Regions from separate parts of the Homo sapiens genome. Here region 2 is linked to region 1. Evidence: chromatin loops called from intact Hi-C (ENCODE). Cell type or tissue: CD14-positive monocyte. All regions are shown on one strand.

Region 1 (8,000 bases):
AAAATTTTCTATTTTTTCCTAGTATTTGTCTAGCTTTTTCAGACTGGGTCTTTCTGTTGCTCAGGCTGGAGTGCAGTGGTGTGATCATAGGTCCCTGCAGCCTAGAACTCCTGGGCTCAAGCAATTCTCCCACCTCAGCCTCCTGAGCAGCTGCTACTACAGACCTGTGCCACCACGCCTGACTAATTTTTTATTTTTTGTAGAGAGAGGATCTTGCTATGTTGCCCAGGCTGGTGTCAAACTCCTGGGCTCAAGCAATCCTCCCACCTTGGCCTCTCAAAGTGGTGAGATTACAAGTGTGAACCACCACACCTGGCCTTAATTTTTTAATTTTTGTGGTTTTTCTCTTTTGAGACAGAGTTTCACTCTTGTTGCCCATGCTGGAGTGCAATGGCACGATCTCAGCTCACGGCAACCTCCCAGGTTCAAGCGATTCTCCTGCCTCAGCCTCCCGAGTAGCTGGGATCACAGGCAGCCGCCACCACGCCTGGATAACTTTTTGTATTTTTAGTAGAGAGGGGGTTTCACTATGTTGGCCAGGCTGGTCTCGAACTCCTGACATCAGGTGATCCACCTGCCTTGGCCTCCCAAAGTGCTAGGATTACAGGCATGTGCCACTGCACCTAGCCAATTTTTAAATTTTTGGTAGAGATGGGGTCTCGCTTTGTTGCCTGGGCTGGCCTCAAACTCTTGGCCTCAAGTGATCCTTCTGCCTCAGCCTCCCAAGTAGCTAAGACTACAAACACATACCACCACACCTGACAGAGTCCTTTTTTTAAATTCCTCCAAAGGCTAGCACTTTTAAAACATTAGAAATTCCATTTATTTTCTGAAAATTTTTGTGTTTCCTTATCTTTCTGGCAGCCTCATTAGACCTTATAATAGAATCAAAATGAATCTTAAACTTTTTTTTTTGAGACTCAGTTTCACTCTGTCACCCAGAATGGAGTACAGTGGTGTGATCTCAGTTCACTGCAACCTCCGCCTCCCAAGTTCAAGTGATTCTCCTGCCTCAGCTCCCCAAGTAGCTGGGATTACAGGCACGCACCACCATGTTCAGCTAATTTTGTATTTTTAGTAGAGCTGGGGTTTCACCATGTTGGTCAGGCTGGCCTTGAACTCCTGACCTCAGGTGATCTACCCACCTCTGCCTCCCAAAGTGCTTGGGATTACAGGCGTGAGCCACAGCAACCGGCCTAGATCTTAAAATTTAAGAGACATTATAATTTAATTTGATATACTATGGTGGTAGAAAAACATTTCAAACTCATATAGATACAGAAACTTGGAAGCTTCAGTTCTACAGTCTTTCATACATCAAGTTAAACCAAAAAACACAAAAACTCACTGATCCACATCTCAATGGGCTTTCTCCTTTCAGTGTTTCCTTAAGTGACTTGAGATCACAAACATGCAAAATAACGACCAAAAAAACCTAACAAATCAGGTTTCCTGTCATCTCTCTCTAGATAAAAAACAGACCCCCACCGTCCTGATGGAGATAAACTAAGAGATCATAAAATCATTGTTGCCAGCTATGAGAAACAGCTTGGTCAAGAGCCAGAAACAAAACAGAGAATCAGGCCAGCCTCAGTGGCCCACGCCTGTAATCCCAGCACTTTGGGAGGCCGAGGCAGGCAGATCACACGAGGTCAGGAGTTCGAGGCTAGCCTGGCCAACATGGTGAAACCTCATCTCCACTAAACATACAAAAATTAGCCAGGTGTGGTGGGGCACACCTGTAGTCCCAGCTACTCAGGAGGCTGAGGCAGGAGAATCACTTGAACCCGGGAGGTGGAGACTACAGTGAGCTGAGATCGTGCCACTGCACTCCAGCCTGGGCAACAGAGTGAGATGCCGTCTCAAAAAAAGAAAAGAGGCTGGGGCGGGAGGATCGCTGGAAACCAGAAGTTCAAGGCTACACTGAGCTATGATTGCACCACTGCACACCAGCCTGGGTGACAGAGGGAGACTCTGTCTCTAAAAGTATATAAATAAATAAATAAACAAAAAAGGAAAGATAGACAGATGGGGGAAAACACCAGAGTCCGTGAAAGTATTTTGTTGTTGTTGTTGTTGTTGTTCTTTTTTGAGACAAAGTCTCGCTCTGTCACCCAGGCTGGAGTGCAGTGGTGCGATCTCGGCTCACTGCAATGTCCACCTCCTGGGTTCAAACGATTCTCCTGCCTCAGCCTCCAGACTAGCTGGGATTATAGGCACACACCACCACACCCACCTAACTTTTATATTTTTAGTAGAGACTGGGTTTCACCATGTTGGCCAGGCTGGTCTCGAACTTCTGACCTCAGGTGATCTACCCACCTCGTCCTCCCAAAGTGCTGAGATTACAGGTGTGAGCCACCACACCTGGCCTTACTGTATTGTTTTTTGGTGGTATTGTTATTTTTATTGGTTTTTTCTTTTTTTGTGATGGAGTTTCGCTCTTGCTGCCCAGGCAGGAGTGCAATGGCGAAATCTCGGCTCACTACAACCTCCGCCTCCTGGGTTTAAGCGATTCTCCTGCCTCAGCCTCCTGAGTAGCTGGGATTACAGGCATGCACCACCATGCCTGGCTAATTTTGTATTTTAAGTAGAGACGGGGTTTTACCATGTTGATCAGACTGGTCTCAAACTCCCAACCTCAGGTGATCTGCCTGCCTCGGTCTCCCAAAGTGCTGGGATTACAGGCATGAGCCACTGCGCCGCTCATTTTTTTTTTTTTCTGTAGAGGCAGTCTCCCTATGTTGCCCAGACTAGTCTCAAATTCCTGGGCTCAAGTGATCCTCCTGCCTCATGATATTTTCTATCTGAAGTTGGTTGAATCCATGGATGCAGAACCTGCAGATATGAAGGGACAACTGCAGTCAGAAAGAAAAGCAAATTAAAAATAAGAAGCCACTTTATGCCCATCAGATTGTCAAAATTTGGAGAGAGGGATGATACCATTGGAAAAGATGCAGAGAATCCTAAGGCGATGAGAGGACAGACTGGCGCACCAGTGCAGGACAGCAACCACGCAGCACCTGTGAGCAAGCAAATCCCTTCTGATGCAGCAACTCCACACTTGGAAACGTATACCAGAGGAATTGTGCATAGGCCCAGAAGGGGCAGGAACAGTTCACTGAGGCAGCACTGACAGTAACAGGGAACTGGAGGGGACCTACTTATCTATCAAGAGGAAAATCAGTAAGTGAAACGTGATGAATGCATACTGTGGATACCATGCAGGACTCAATGTCCATACCTCAACAGGGCTGCATATCAAAAGCAATATGAGGGAGAAAAGACATGGGATGAGAGTATCGCCCAAGAACTTCAGTGTAATTTTAAAACATGCAGACTTAACCACTGCAGAATTGCCCAGGGGACTCTTCATACATAGCCAAGGACCCATTCAAAACCCTCAAGAGTGGATTCCTAGGGTGAGGTGGGGCTTAGAGGTAGTGCCTGGGGACATATTGATGGCCTTGTGTCCTGAATGCAGTGTGTCATATGCAAGTGAGGAGGACAAGGAAGAGATGGGGCCACGCTGACTGGGAAGAGAGAAAGAGTGAAGCTTATATAAGATAGTACCTGAAATTAACAGGGTCCTACCTGATGAATAAACCTCAATAAGGACAAGCATGGATGGAGAAAGGACACAAGAACTGATTGAGGTCTATCTGGAATTCAGGAGGAACCCTGGTCATTACCTTTAACTGATGAAAAAACAAAGCCAATCGCCCAGGCGCAGGGGCTCATGCCTGTACTCCCAGCACTTTGGGAGGCCGAGGTGGGCAGATCACCTAAGGTCGGGAGTTCGAGACCAGCCTGACCAACATGGAGAAACCCTGTCTCTACTAAAAATACAAAATTAGCCGGGCGTGGTGGTGCATGCCTGTAATCCCAGCTACTGGGGAGGCTGAGGCAGGAGAATCACTTGATCCTGGAAGGCAAAGGTTGCAGTGAGCAGAGATCGCGCCACTGCACTCCAGCCTGGGCAACAGAGCGAAACTCTATCTTAAAAAAAGAACAAAGCCAAACTGAAGGAGGAACTTTGCCCGTGGTCTCTGGGCTAGAGAATGGGGCAAGGTAAGGAGAAGGATGTGGAGCCAGATGGGACGCGCCGCAAATACCCAGAGATCTTTTTTTTGAGACAGGGTCTATCTTTGTCACCCAGAATGGAGTACAATGGTGCGATCATGGCTCACTGCAGCCTTGACACCCTGGGCTCAAGCAATCCTCCTGCCTCAGCCCCCACAAGTAACTGTGACTACATGTGTGCGCCACCACACCTGGCTAATTCTTGTATTTTTTGTAGACACGGGGTTTCATCATGTTGCCCAGGCTGGCATACAATATTTTTAATCATTCTGTGCACAATACAAAGTTTTGACTGTGACCCGTCACACATGGTGAATTATGGAATATTCCACTCGTGGCGTCATGTTGGTGCTCAAAACGTTTCAAATTTTGGAGAATTTCAGACTTTGGATTTTCAGATCAGGGATGCTCAACATGTATATAGTAACAAAACACACAGGATTTGCTGGCAACTGAAGCCCCATTCAATAAATATAATGGTGTAAAAGCAAATACGAGAACTGCACCCAAGCAAATAACAGCAACTAAAAAGCAAGCCACAGTGCAAAAAATATACTGAGGGAATTCCTACCCAGCACCTGCAGCAAAAGTCAACAAAATCTGGCACAAAGCCACAAAACCCATTCCTGCCGGATATGATGTTGCCACACTTCACCACTAGGGGACGACGAAGGTCACCCAGCGAATTTGGGCCGCGATGCTCAGAATTCCTGGCCCCGTCTGCTTTCCCAGACAACGGATGGCCTCTTTGGCACCTGTAAGGTCCCCCAAACTGCAAGATGCTAGAAAGCAATCTCAAGGGACCAGCAGCCCCAGGCCTATGAAGCCCTCAAGAGCCTAACTCGTTCTCTTCCATCCACAATATGGGCATGTTATATTGGGGTGCCCAAGGGCCCCACTTTGCACCATTCTCTTCCATCCACAATATGGGCATGTTATAAGATGGTAAGGAAGGCTGGCCATGGTGGCTCACACCTGTAATCCCAGCACTTTGGGAAGCTGGGGTGGGCGGATCACTTGAGGTCATGAGTTCCAGACCAACTTGGCCAACATGGTGAAATCCCGTCTCTACTAAAAATACAAAAATTAGCTGGGCATGGTGGCAGGCTCCTGTAATCCCAGCTACTAGGGAGGCTGAGACAAGAGAATCACTTGAACCTGGGAGGCAGAGGTTGCAGTGAGTGGAGTGCCCGGGCAACAGAGCAAGACTCAGTCTCAAAAAAAAAGGCCAGGCGCGGTGGTGCATGTCTGTAATCCCAGCACTTTGGGAGGCTGAGGCGGGTGGATCACCTAAGGTCAGGAGTTCAAGGTCAGCCTGACTAACATGGTGAAACCCCATCTCTACTAAATACAAAAAATTAGCCAGGTGTGGTGGCCTATGCCTGTAATCCCAGCTAATTGGGATGCTGAGGCAGGAGAATCGCTTGAACCCGGGAGGTGGAGGTTGCAGTGAGCCGAGACCACGCCATTGCACTGGACAACAAAAGCAAAACTCCGTCTCAAAAAAAAAAAGACGGCAGGGAAGCTGCAGAATAGGCCAGGCAAGGCGGCTCACAGCTGCAATGCCAGCAGTTTGGGAGACCAAGGTAGGCGGATCACTTGAGCACAGGAGTTCAAGACCAGTCTGGGCAACATGGCAACACCCCATCTCTACAAAAAATACAAAAATTAATCTGACATGAAGGTGCATGCCTGTAGTCCCAGCTACTAAGGAGGCTAAAGTGGGAGGATCATCTGAGTCTGGGAGGTCCAGGCTGCAGTGAGCTGAGATTGTGCCACTGCAGTCCAACCTGGGTGACAGAGCGAGACTGTGTCTCCAAAAAACAACAAAAACAAAAATTAAAATTAAAATTAAATTGCAGAAGGCATTTTTTAGAAAGGGGGAAAAGGGTAAGTGAGTCTTATGCCAGCAAACTGGATATCATCCCCACTTAACAGATGAGGAAATAGAGGCTCAAAGAGGCAATGCAACCTATCCAGGCTCAATCATACCGCTAGGGAACATCAGAACCAGATTCAAAGACAGGTGGGTCAGATCGTTGTCACTGGGACACTGTACCCCCAGCCCCAGTCATATCTGTGAGAAGAGACAAACAGATAAGGAGAGTATCTGAGGGAGGGAGGGAATATAAAGAAATGACTTCCTCCCGCAGAGACCCTTCATGCCTTCCCCAAGTGGTCCACGAGGGCCGTCCCAGTTCTCCGAGCCACAACACTTAAGGATGGGTGTCAGGCCTTCACTTGGCTCCCCTTCCTAGCAGGACCCCCAGAGCTACGGAGTCAGTTTATTCATTCGGCAAGGGCTCTAAGTCTCATTCAGACATTTCTACCTTCAGTTCTCAAGTGTGACTTGATTTTCTCCCCATGTCGGCCCCTACCTTCACCCAACCCCTCTTCAAACTCTGGAAAGCTCTAAGCCAGAATCCTACTCAAGTCACCAGACTTGTCATACTGTTCCCACTGGGCCCAGAACCCCTTGATCTGAGCTTTAAACTTTATTTACATGGAGCACTGTGATTTTCACTTTTTTTTTTTTCTAAATAAAGATGGAGTCTTGCCACGTTGCCGGGGCTGGTCTCAAACTCCTAGCCTCAAGTGATCTTCCGACCTCAGCCTCCTGAGTTCCTGGGATTACAGGCAGCCACCACCGTGCTCAGCTGTGATAGTCTTTTTTAAAAAATTGAAGCATGGGCTGGGCGCGGTGGCTCACGCCTGTAATCCCAGCACTTTGGTAGGCCAAGGCAGGCAATCCCTTAAGCTCAGGAGTTCAAGACAAGCCTGGGCAACATGGTAAAACTCTACTCTCCAAAAAAAAACAATAACAGGCTGGGCGCGGTGGCTCACGCCTGTAATCCTAGCACTTTGGGAGGCCGAGGCGGGTGGATAATGAGCTCAGGAGATCAAGACCATCCCGGCTAACACAGTGAAACCCTGTCTCTACTAAAAATACAAAAAATTAGCCGGGCGTGGTGACGAGCGCCTGTAGTCCCAGCTACTCGGGAGGCTGAGGCAGGAGAATGGCATGAACCTGGGAGGTGGAGCTTGCAGTGAGCCGAGATCACGCCACTGCACTCCAGCCTGGGCAACAGAGAAAGACTCCGTCTCAAAAAAAAAAAAAGACAAAACTTGAAGCATAATTCATGTATGGAAAAATGCATAAATTTCAAGCATGTAACTACATGACCTGCAATGGCCTCTTAATTGGCCTTCCTGACCCTCTCCTCCACCCTCCACAGGGCCATTTCGGGTTGCGCGTTCCAAGGCCGTCTGACCACATCACTACCCCGGCCAAAAACCTCCAATATTTCTCCTGCTCTAAGGATGGAGACCCTCAGAAACAGAATCATAAGTACTCCTCACCTTTGAGAACGAAAAATGAGGCTGGGCGTGGTGGCTCACACTTGGGAGGCCAAGGCGGGCAGATCATTTGGGGTCAGGAGTTGGAGACCAGCCTAGCCAATATGGTGAAACCCCATCTCTACTAAAAATACAAAAATTAGCCGAGCATGCTGGCGCGTGTCTGTAATCCCAGCTACTCGGGAGGCTGAGACAGGACAATCACTTGAACCCGGGAGGCAGAGGTGGCAATGAGCCAAAATCGCACCACTGCACCCCAGCCTGGATGACAGAGCAAGACCCCGTCTCAAAAAAAAAAAAAAAAAAAAAAAAAAGCCTGGCATGTTAGTGCATGCCTGTAGTCCCAGCTACTTGGGAGGCTGAGGCAGAATTCCTTGAGCCTGGGAGGTTGAGGCTATAGTGAGCGGGGATCGCGCCACTGAACTCCAGCCTGGGCAACAGAGACTCTGTGTCAAAACTAAAAATAATTTTTTAAAAACAAGAAAACCTGGCCGGCCACAGTGGCTTACACCTGTAATCCCAGCACTTTGGGAGGCTGAGGCAGGCAGATCACCTGAGGT
Region 2 (8,000 bases), 200 kb after region 1:
GAATAAGAAACATTTTATTTTGGCTGAGCACAGTGGCTCACACTTGTAATCTCAGCATTTTGGGAGGCTGAGGTGGGTGTATATCTTGAGTCCAGTTTGAGACCAGCCTGGGCAACATGGAGAAACCGCATTCCTACGAAAGTACAGAAGTTAGGCCAGGCACGGTGGCTCACGCCTGTAATCCCAGCACTTTGGGAGGCTAAGTTGGGTGGATCACCTAAGGTCAGGAGTTCAAGACCAGCCTGGCCAACATGGTGAAACCCCATCTCTACTAAAAATACAAAAATTAGCCAGGTGTGGTGGTGCATGTGTGGAATCCCAGCTACTCGCAAGGCTGAGGCAGAAGAATCACTTAAATCCGGGAGGCAGAGGTTGCAGTGAGCCAAAATGGCACCACTGCACTCCAGCCTGGGCAACAGAGGGAGACTCTGTCTCAAACAAAACAAAACAAAAATTAGTCAGATGTGGTGGTGCACACCTGTAGTCCCAGCTGTTTGGGAGGCTGAGGTGGAAGAATTGCTTGAGCTCAGGAGGTTGAGGGTCCAGTGAGCCATGAGCATGCCATGGCACTACTGCCTGGATTTATTTATTTATTTAGCTTGTTTTTGAGCCAGGGTCTTGCTGTTGTCTAGGCTGGAGTGCATAGGCACAATCATAGCTCGCTGCAGCCTTGAACTCCTGAGCTCAAGGGATCTTCCCGCCTCAGCCTCCTGAGTAGCTGGGACTACAGGCATGAGGACTACAGGCACACACCATCAAATTTTAAAAAATTTTTAAATTTTTTGTAGGGACAGGGGTCTCACCATCTTGCCTAGGCTGATCTTGAACTCCTAGCCCCAAGTGATCTTTCCACTTCAGCCTCCCAAAATGCTGGATTACAGGTGTGAGCCACCATGCCTGGCCAGAATAAGAAACGTAAGTAATAAATTAGATGGTGGGTTTTTTTGTGTGTGTGTGGCTTTTTTTTTTTTTTTTTTTTTAATTTTGAGATAGGGTCTCACTCTGTTGCTCAGGCTGGAATGTAGTTCTGTGATCATGTCTTGCTGCAGCCTTGGCCTTCCGGGCTCAATTGATCCTCTCACTTCAGCCTCCCAAGTAGCTGGAAATACAGGTATGCACCACCACTCTCAGCTAATTTTTGTATTTTTTGTAGACAGAGTTTTGGCATGCTGCCCATGGCTGGCCTCAAACTTCTGGGCTCAAGCGACCACTCACCTCAGCCTCCTGAAGTGCCTGGCCTAGTTGGTGTTCTACTGATAATTAATGCAGAGGTATATCTCAACACTACTGTTCACTTCAGCATCTTGGCAAAGAATCCTATTTTCTGTTAAACCCTCCTAGTTTTTTTGGTTTTTTTTTTTTGAGATGGAGTCTCGCCTTTTCGCCCGGGAAAAAGCACTGCCCAGGAGTGCAGTGGCACTATCTCAGCTCACCACAAGCTCTGCCTCCCGGGTTCAAGTGATTCTCCTGCCTAAGGCTCCCAAATAGCTGGGATTACAGGTGTGTGCCACCATACCCGGCTATTTTTTTATAGATATGGGTTACCATGTTGGCGAGGGTGGTCTCGAACTCCTGACCTCAAGTGATTCACCTACCTCGGCCTCCCAAAGTGCTGGGATTACAGGTGTGAGCCACCATGCCCAGCCCTCCCTCTTTTTTTTTTTTGAGACAGTCTCACTCTGTCGCCCAGGCTGGAGTACAAGGGCACGATCTCGGCTCACTGCAACCTCCGCCTCCCGGGTTCAAGCAATTCTCCTGCCTCACCCTCCTATCTGGAACTACAAGTGCACACCGCCACGCCCGGCTAATTTTTTGTATTTTTAGTAGAGACAGGGTTTCACCATGTTTCCCAAGCTGGTCGTGAACTCCTGAGCTCAGGCAATCTGCCCGCCTTGGCCTCCCAAAGTGCTGGGATTATAGGTGTGAGCCACCGCACCCGGCACTCCCTTTTTGTTTATACACTCAAAACATAGATGAAGACAAGGGAAAGCTTTTAATTATGTGCAATTTTATAATACAGATTATAAACAAATAGAACAATGAATAGTAGTACTTACTCCTTTCTTGTCATGAATCCAGGATTTAGGTCAACTCAATATGAAAAACTGAAGCACACTACAGACAACAGGACATAGAGAATGAGTGGTATTTCCTTCAAATTGAACATCTTGTGAAGTGACATATGTATCCCAATGATGCAAATAATGCTCAAAACTTTTTTTTTCATTTTTTTACAATTTTTAATTTTTTTTAAGACAGTGTCTCACTCTGTCGCTCAGGCTGGAGTGCAGTGGCGCAATTAGAACTCACTGCAGCCTCAACCTCCTGGGCTCAAACAATCCTCCCACCTCAGCCTTCTGAGTAGCTAGCACTACAGGCACACGCCACCACACCCAGCTAACTTTTTGTATTTTTTGTAGACAGGGTTTCACCTTATTTCTCAGGCTGGTCTTCAACTTCTGGGCTCAAGCAATCCACCCGCCTCAGTCACCCAAAATGCTAGGATTACAGGCGTGAGCCATTGCGCCCAGCCTCAAAACTCTTCTACCTAAAATCACCTTCAGAGCCATGCTAGAAAATTAGTATCATTCCTTTACAATCGGAATCCAACTTGGCCACTAAAATGTTTCCTTAGACTTGGTCCTAAATGATTTTTGGATTGTTTCAAAACCTGAAAAACACCTTCACAGGATAAAGATAAAAGAATGGGCCACTGGATCTGAAGATCATTTCAAAAAAGAAGTTTGAACTTTCAAGCATTTTGCACATTCCTGGGAAAATTGTCTATACAATATTCATTTGGATGTACAAATTCCATCACTTTTTGAAAAAAGTCAAAGTGTTCTACAGTCAGTCCTGCCAGTTATCTTCAAAGGCAACGAGCAGAAATCACGCAGTCACCACGTGCTGGGGCACTCTTCCCATTCCTCTCCTCTTGGGCACCTTGTGGCAGAAACTCTCATAAAGTCACTGACAAGATCCAGATCCAGATCCATGTATGGCAGGTGGGTTCTGTAGCTGAAGCTTCAACAGTTTTCGAGCTGGTGAGGGATCTAATTGTTGCATGCTTCTCTTTCCTGCAGAGAAAAGAGGCCAAAAAATAAATTTCAATTGAAATAACGTAACATTTATTGAAAACTTAATGTAGGGACATTGTGACACACATGGAAGGGCATTACAAAGACAAATAAGAGAGTCTCTGGCCTCAAGGAGATGACAATTTGGTAAGAATGCCAGCCACAGCTGGGCATGGTGGCTCACGCCTGTAATCCCAGCACTTTGGGAGACCAAGGCGGGACGATTCCTTGAGCCCAGGAGTTTGAGACTAGCCTGGGCAACACAGTAAGACCTTGTCTCTACAAAAAAAAAAAAAACAATTAGCCTAGCATGGTCCTAGCACGATCCTCCAACTACATGGGAGGCAAGAGGATCACCTGGGAGCCCAGAAAGTTGAGGCTGCAATGAGTCATGACTGCGCCCCTGTATTCCACCCTGGGCAACAGAGCAAGACCCTGTCTAAAAAAAAAAAAAAAAAGGGTGGCTCATGCCTGTAATCCCTGTAATCCCAACACTTTGGAAAGCCAACATGGGCAGATCACTTGCGGTCAGAAGTTCAAGACCAGCCTGACCAACATGGTGAAACCCCATCTCTACTAAAAATACAAAAATTAGCCAGGCATGGTGGCACATGCCTGTAATCCCAGCTACTCAGGCAGCTGAGGTGGGAGAATATCTTGAACTCCAGAGGCAGAGGTTGCAGTGAGCCAAGATCATGCCACTGCACTCTAGCCTGGGCAACAGAGCGAGACTGTCTCAAAAAAAAAAAAAAAAAAGAAAAAGAAAGAAAGAAAGAAAGCCAGCCACCACTACAATCACAATACAATGTGATCAATAAGAAGATGGAGGCTGGGAGCAGTGGCTCATGCCTGTAATCCCAGCACTTTGGGAGGCCAAGGCAGGTGGATCACCTGAAGTCAGGAGTTCGAGACCAGCCTGACCAACATGGAGAAACCCCGTCTCTACTAAAAATATAAAATTAGCCGGGCATGGTGGAGCATGCCTGTAATCCCAGCTACTCGGGAGGCTGAGGCAGAAGAATCCCTTGAACCCGGGAAGCAGAGGTTGCAGTGAGCCGAGATCGCACCATTGCACTCTAGCCTGGGCAACAAGAGTGAAACTCCGTCTCAAAAAAAAAAACAAACAAAAAAACCCAAAAAAACAAGATGGTCAGGTGCAGTGGCTCACACTTGTAATCCCAGCACTTTGGGAGGCTGAGGCAGGATGATCACTTGAGCCCAGGAGTTGAAGACCAGCCTGGACAAACAGGGGGACCCCATCTCTACAAAAAAATTAAAAATTTAGCTGGGTGTGGTGGTGGTGGTGCATGCTTTTAGTCCCAGCTACTCTGGGAGCCTGAGGTGAAAGGACTGCTTGAGCCTATCAGGTTGAGGCTGCAGTGAGCTGTGCAGTCATTGTGCCATTCACTCCAACCTGGATGACAAAGCGAGAGACTTTGCCCCCCCAGCCCAAAAAAAAAGTAGAAGAAGAAAGAAAATGAAGGTATGTATAGCCAATAATTTAGGGCTGGAAGGAGGTCAGGAAAAGCTAGGGAGGAGTAATGTCAGTGTCACTTAGTGAATTCTTGAGAAATGAAGAGGGAAAAAGCAATGGGTGGGTATTTCTTAAGTCTTGGATTTACCAAAACAACAACATATTTCATGGGGATTTAATTCTCAGTCTACTGTGCTTCTGTAGAATTTACATCTAGAAATTTCCTATCAACTCTGAGTACCCATAACATACTATTTATTGTGGGGAGAAAAACAAATCACCTCATATAGGTCTTACCCTCTTGGACCATAGGCTTTGAAGGGCAGTTTGTATCCCAAAGGCTATCATGGAAAACAGCCTGAACTCTGGTCCCCTCAAGAGACAAGCTTACCGAGCTGTACTGACACCTTCTGGAAGCACTGGGTACTTTCATCCATAAAGGCCTGCAGCTGTTTCACTGATCCTTGCAGTTCATCCATCTGTAGAAAAAAGACAGCTGTGAGCTGTAAAGGTCCATGGCTTCTTGGATGTTCCTCAAACCTGACAAGCAAGCTCTTGCTCAGGAGCTCTGGGCTTGCTGTTCTTTCAGCCTGGAATGCTTATGCCAGATAATTCTGTTTGTTCCTCCAAAGTCACACCACATTCTTCTCCAGGCTGCTCTATGCTCCAGGAGGCTGACCCATGTAACCTCTACCAACAGGATGCCTAAGTGGGAAGGAGCTGAACGAGTCATCTTGAGTTGGCTCAACTCAGCTAACCATGTGACTTTCTCCCATTAGATGCCACAGTAACTGCTACTCCCTCCTCCCTTTGAGTCCTAGGAGGAGTAAGAGCTCTACTGCCTATAAGCCCCAGGTTACTCCACTAACCCTTGTGGTTCTCCAATACCCATACCTTTCTATTTAGCCTTTCTGAAAATAAACTCTCCTTGAATTGTCCTTTCAAATGCCATCTGCTTGCTATTAATACCTGGTTTGACACAACACTACTCCCTCAAACGTCCTCATGGCTCATTTCCTTCAAGTCTGTTGAAATGGCACCTCAGAGGAGCCTTCAATAACCTTGCTATATAAAATAGCAACCCACCAACCTCCCTATACTGTCTGTCTCTCTTACCCTGCTTCATCAGCATTTACCACTATATATTCATTTGTTTATTATTTTTTAATTGTCTCTCCATGTTTTCCTAAGGTAGAGTTGAATATACATATTCAACTTACACTTATACATTTCTCCAGGTCTTTTAATTTCCAAGGATTACAAGGTGGCAAAGCTGGATAACTCAACTAAATAAACATGAGCCCACTTACCACCAACTCCATACAGTCAAAGACTTTGCTCTGGTTCTGTAATATTTTCTGGTAGTCAGGTTTTGTATTAAGAACTTCATTCTGAGAAGACCCAAGATATGTCATAGGTTCCACTTTGACCTCAGTAATTTTGGCCTCAGTTGATCCTCTAAAAACAAAACACAAGAGCTTTTGAGAGATTCTGTAATTATTTTCTGGAAGAGATACCAAAGATTATCCTATAAAGCTGAATCAGTATTCCTCCACTCTACGCTAGCTATAGGCTCACTTCTTAACAGAAAGGTTTTTTTTTGTTTGTTTGTTTGTTTTTGAGATGGAGTCTCACTCTGTTGCCCAGGATGGAGTGCAGTGGTGCGGTCTCAGGTCTCGGCTCACTGCAACCTCTGCCTCCCGGGTTCAAGCAATTTTCCTGCCTCAGCCTCCTGAGTAGCTGGGATTTCAGGCACCTGCCACCATGCCCAGCTAATTTTTTGTATTTTTAGTAGAGACGAGGTTTCACCATGTTGGCCAGGCTGGTCTCGAACTCCTGAACTTGTGATCTGCCCGCTTCGGCCTCCCAAAGTGCTGGAATTACAGGCGTGAGCCACCGCGCCTGGCCTTAACAAGAAGTTCTGAAACAATTGTCTAGTATTCATGTCTTTATACCTCCGGACTCCAGGAAATGCTGGAAGCTTCCAGTCAGTTGAATCCACTTAATAGTAAGGTCCATATACCAGAAGGACTATACTTGGGAGAGAGTGAAGCCAAAGCTTACTATCCTAAAGTCAGTGTCTATAATTGTTTACCAAAACATGCTGGCCTACTTCAATTATCTAAAATAACTGAACAGGACTGAGAGTTCATGAAAACTGATGAACAACAACTTTAATAACAACAACTACTACAATTTACTGAGTGCTAAGTATATGCCAGATATTACTGGGCACTTTACATTTAACCTAATTTGACACAATAACCCAATGAGGAAGGTACTAATATCATCCCCATTTTCAAATGAGGAACCTCAGGCTCATTCAAGACTAAGTGACTTGCCCAAGGTCACAAAACTAAGGAACAGTTAGAGTCTGAACAGACAGTCTGCTTCCAGAACCATTCCTCTTAACCTACAAGCTTTGCCACAAAAGATTTTATCTGAAACTAGCATCTTACACATTATCTATCTTCATAAATACAGTATGTAAGGGGTGAATAAAGTAACTGATAACCATCATTACCTGGATTGGGGAAATTTTTCAAACCATGCTCCTCAAAGCCCCTCTCTACTGAGAGGCCACTTTTGTAATTAGGGTTTTGACTAACATTTTGTAGTTGGGATTCTAGCTGATTCTATCTCAAAAAAAAGCTTAAAACCATGGTTTAAATGTTCAACTAAATCAAAATCTAGCATTTTCTGGCCAGGTGCTGTGGCTTACACCTGTAATCTCAACACATTGGGAGGCCAAGATGGGCAGATCACTTGAGGCCAGGAGTTCACGACCAGCCTGGCCAACATGGCAAAACCCTGTCTCTACTAAAAATACAAAAATTAGTGGGGTGTGGTGGAGCATGCCTGTAATCCCAGCTACTCGGGAGGCTGAGGCAGGAGAATCGCCTGAACTAGGGAGTTGGAGGCTGCAGTGAGCCGAGATCGTGCCACTGCATTCCAGCCTGGGCGACAGAGCAAAAAAACAAACAAAAAAACAACAAAAAAACACCCAGCCCAGCCTGGCCAACATGGTGAAATCCTGTCTCTACTAAAAATACAAAAATTAGCCACGCATCATGGCAGACACCTGTAGTCCCAGCTACTCAGGAGGCTGAGGCAGGAAAATTGCTTGAACCCGGGAGGCAGAGTGAGCTCAGATGGCGCCATGCACTCCAGCCTTGGCAACAGAGCGAGAGTCTGTCTCCAAAACAAAACAAAACAAAACAAAACAACACCTAGCACTTTCCTACTTTTCCTCTACCTTCAAGACCCAAAGATCCTCTCTTTCCTCAATCTTCCTCATCACCCACTTTCATGTCTTTCTGTCTCCAAGAAGGCCCTGGCCAAGGGCATCCCCCAAACCTGCAGCTCATAGGCCATGTGCTCACTGAAGCCCCTTGGTTACTGTTCTTGGCCCAACCCCAGGCTGCCAGATACAATGCAGAGATGTGTCT

The links. Hi-C counts contacts between places; a loop is a spot of excess contacts. Peaks named below come from ENCODE experiments on the same cell type or tissue, not always from the same donor. Only the 100,000 strongest peaks of a DNase experiment are listed, where the experiment ranks them.
Region 2: a loop joins it to region 1, with 2.3 times the contacts of the local background. A loop is called at or near these places in 28 of 110 quality-filtered maps.

The regions. Positions count from the first base shown.
Region 1 is chr20:36,551,960-36,559,959 of GRCh38, forward strand. All of the region lies in intron 2 of DLGAP4-AS1 (DLGAP4 antisense RNA 1), which reads right to left. Among named protein-coding and RNA genes, the nearest start is that of MYL9, 14 kb to the left of the region's middle. In CD14-positive monocyte, CTCF peaks have their summits at 4,762 (motif pointing right) and 4,964; a DNase peak (open chromatin) is centred at 4,732.
Region 2 is chr20:36,749,821-36,757,820 of GRCh38, forward strand. It overlaps DSN1 (DSN1 component of MIS12 kinetochore complex), which reads right to left. Exons shown (of 11, transcript NM_001145315.2): 9 at 5,862-6,009; 10 at 4,943-5,030; 11 at 1,975-3,077. The coding sequence ends at 2,968. Among named protein-coding and RNA genes, the nearest start is that of NDRG3, 7.7 kb to the left of the region's middle. In CD14-positive monocyte, CTCF peaks have their summits at 4,947 (motif pointing left) and 5,149; DNase peaks (open chromatin) are centred at 4,951 and 6,881; H3K4me3 peaks cover 1,141 bases; H3K27ac peaks cover 2,210 bases.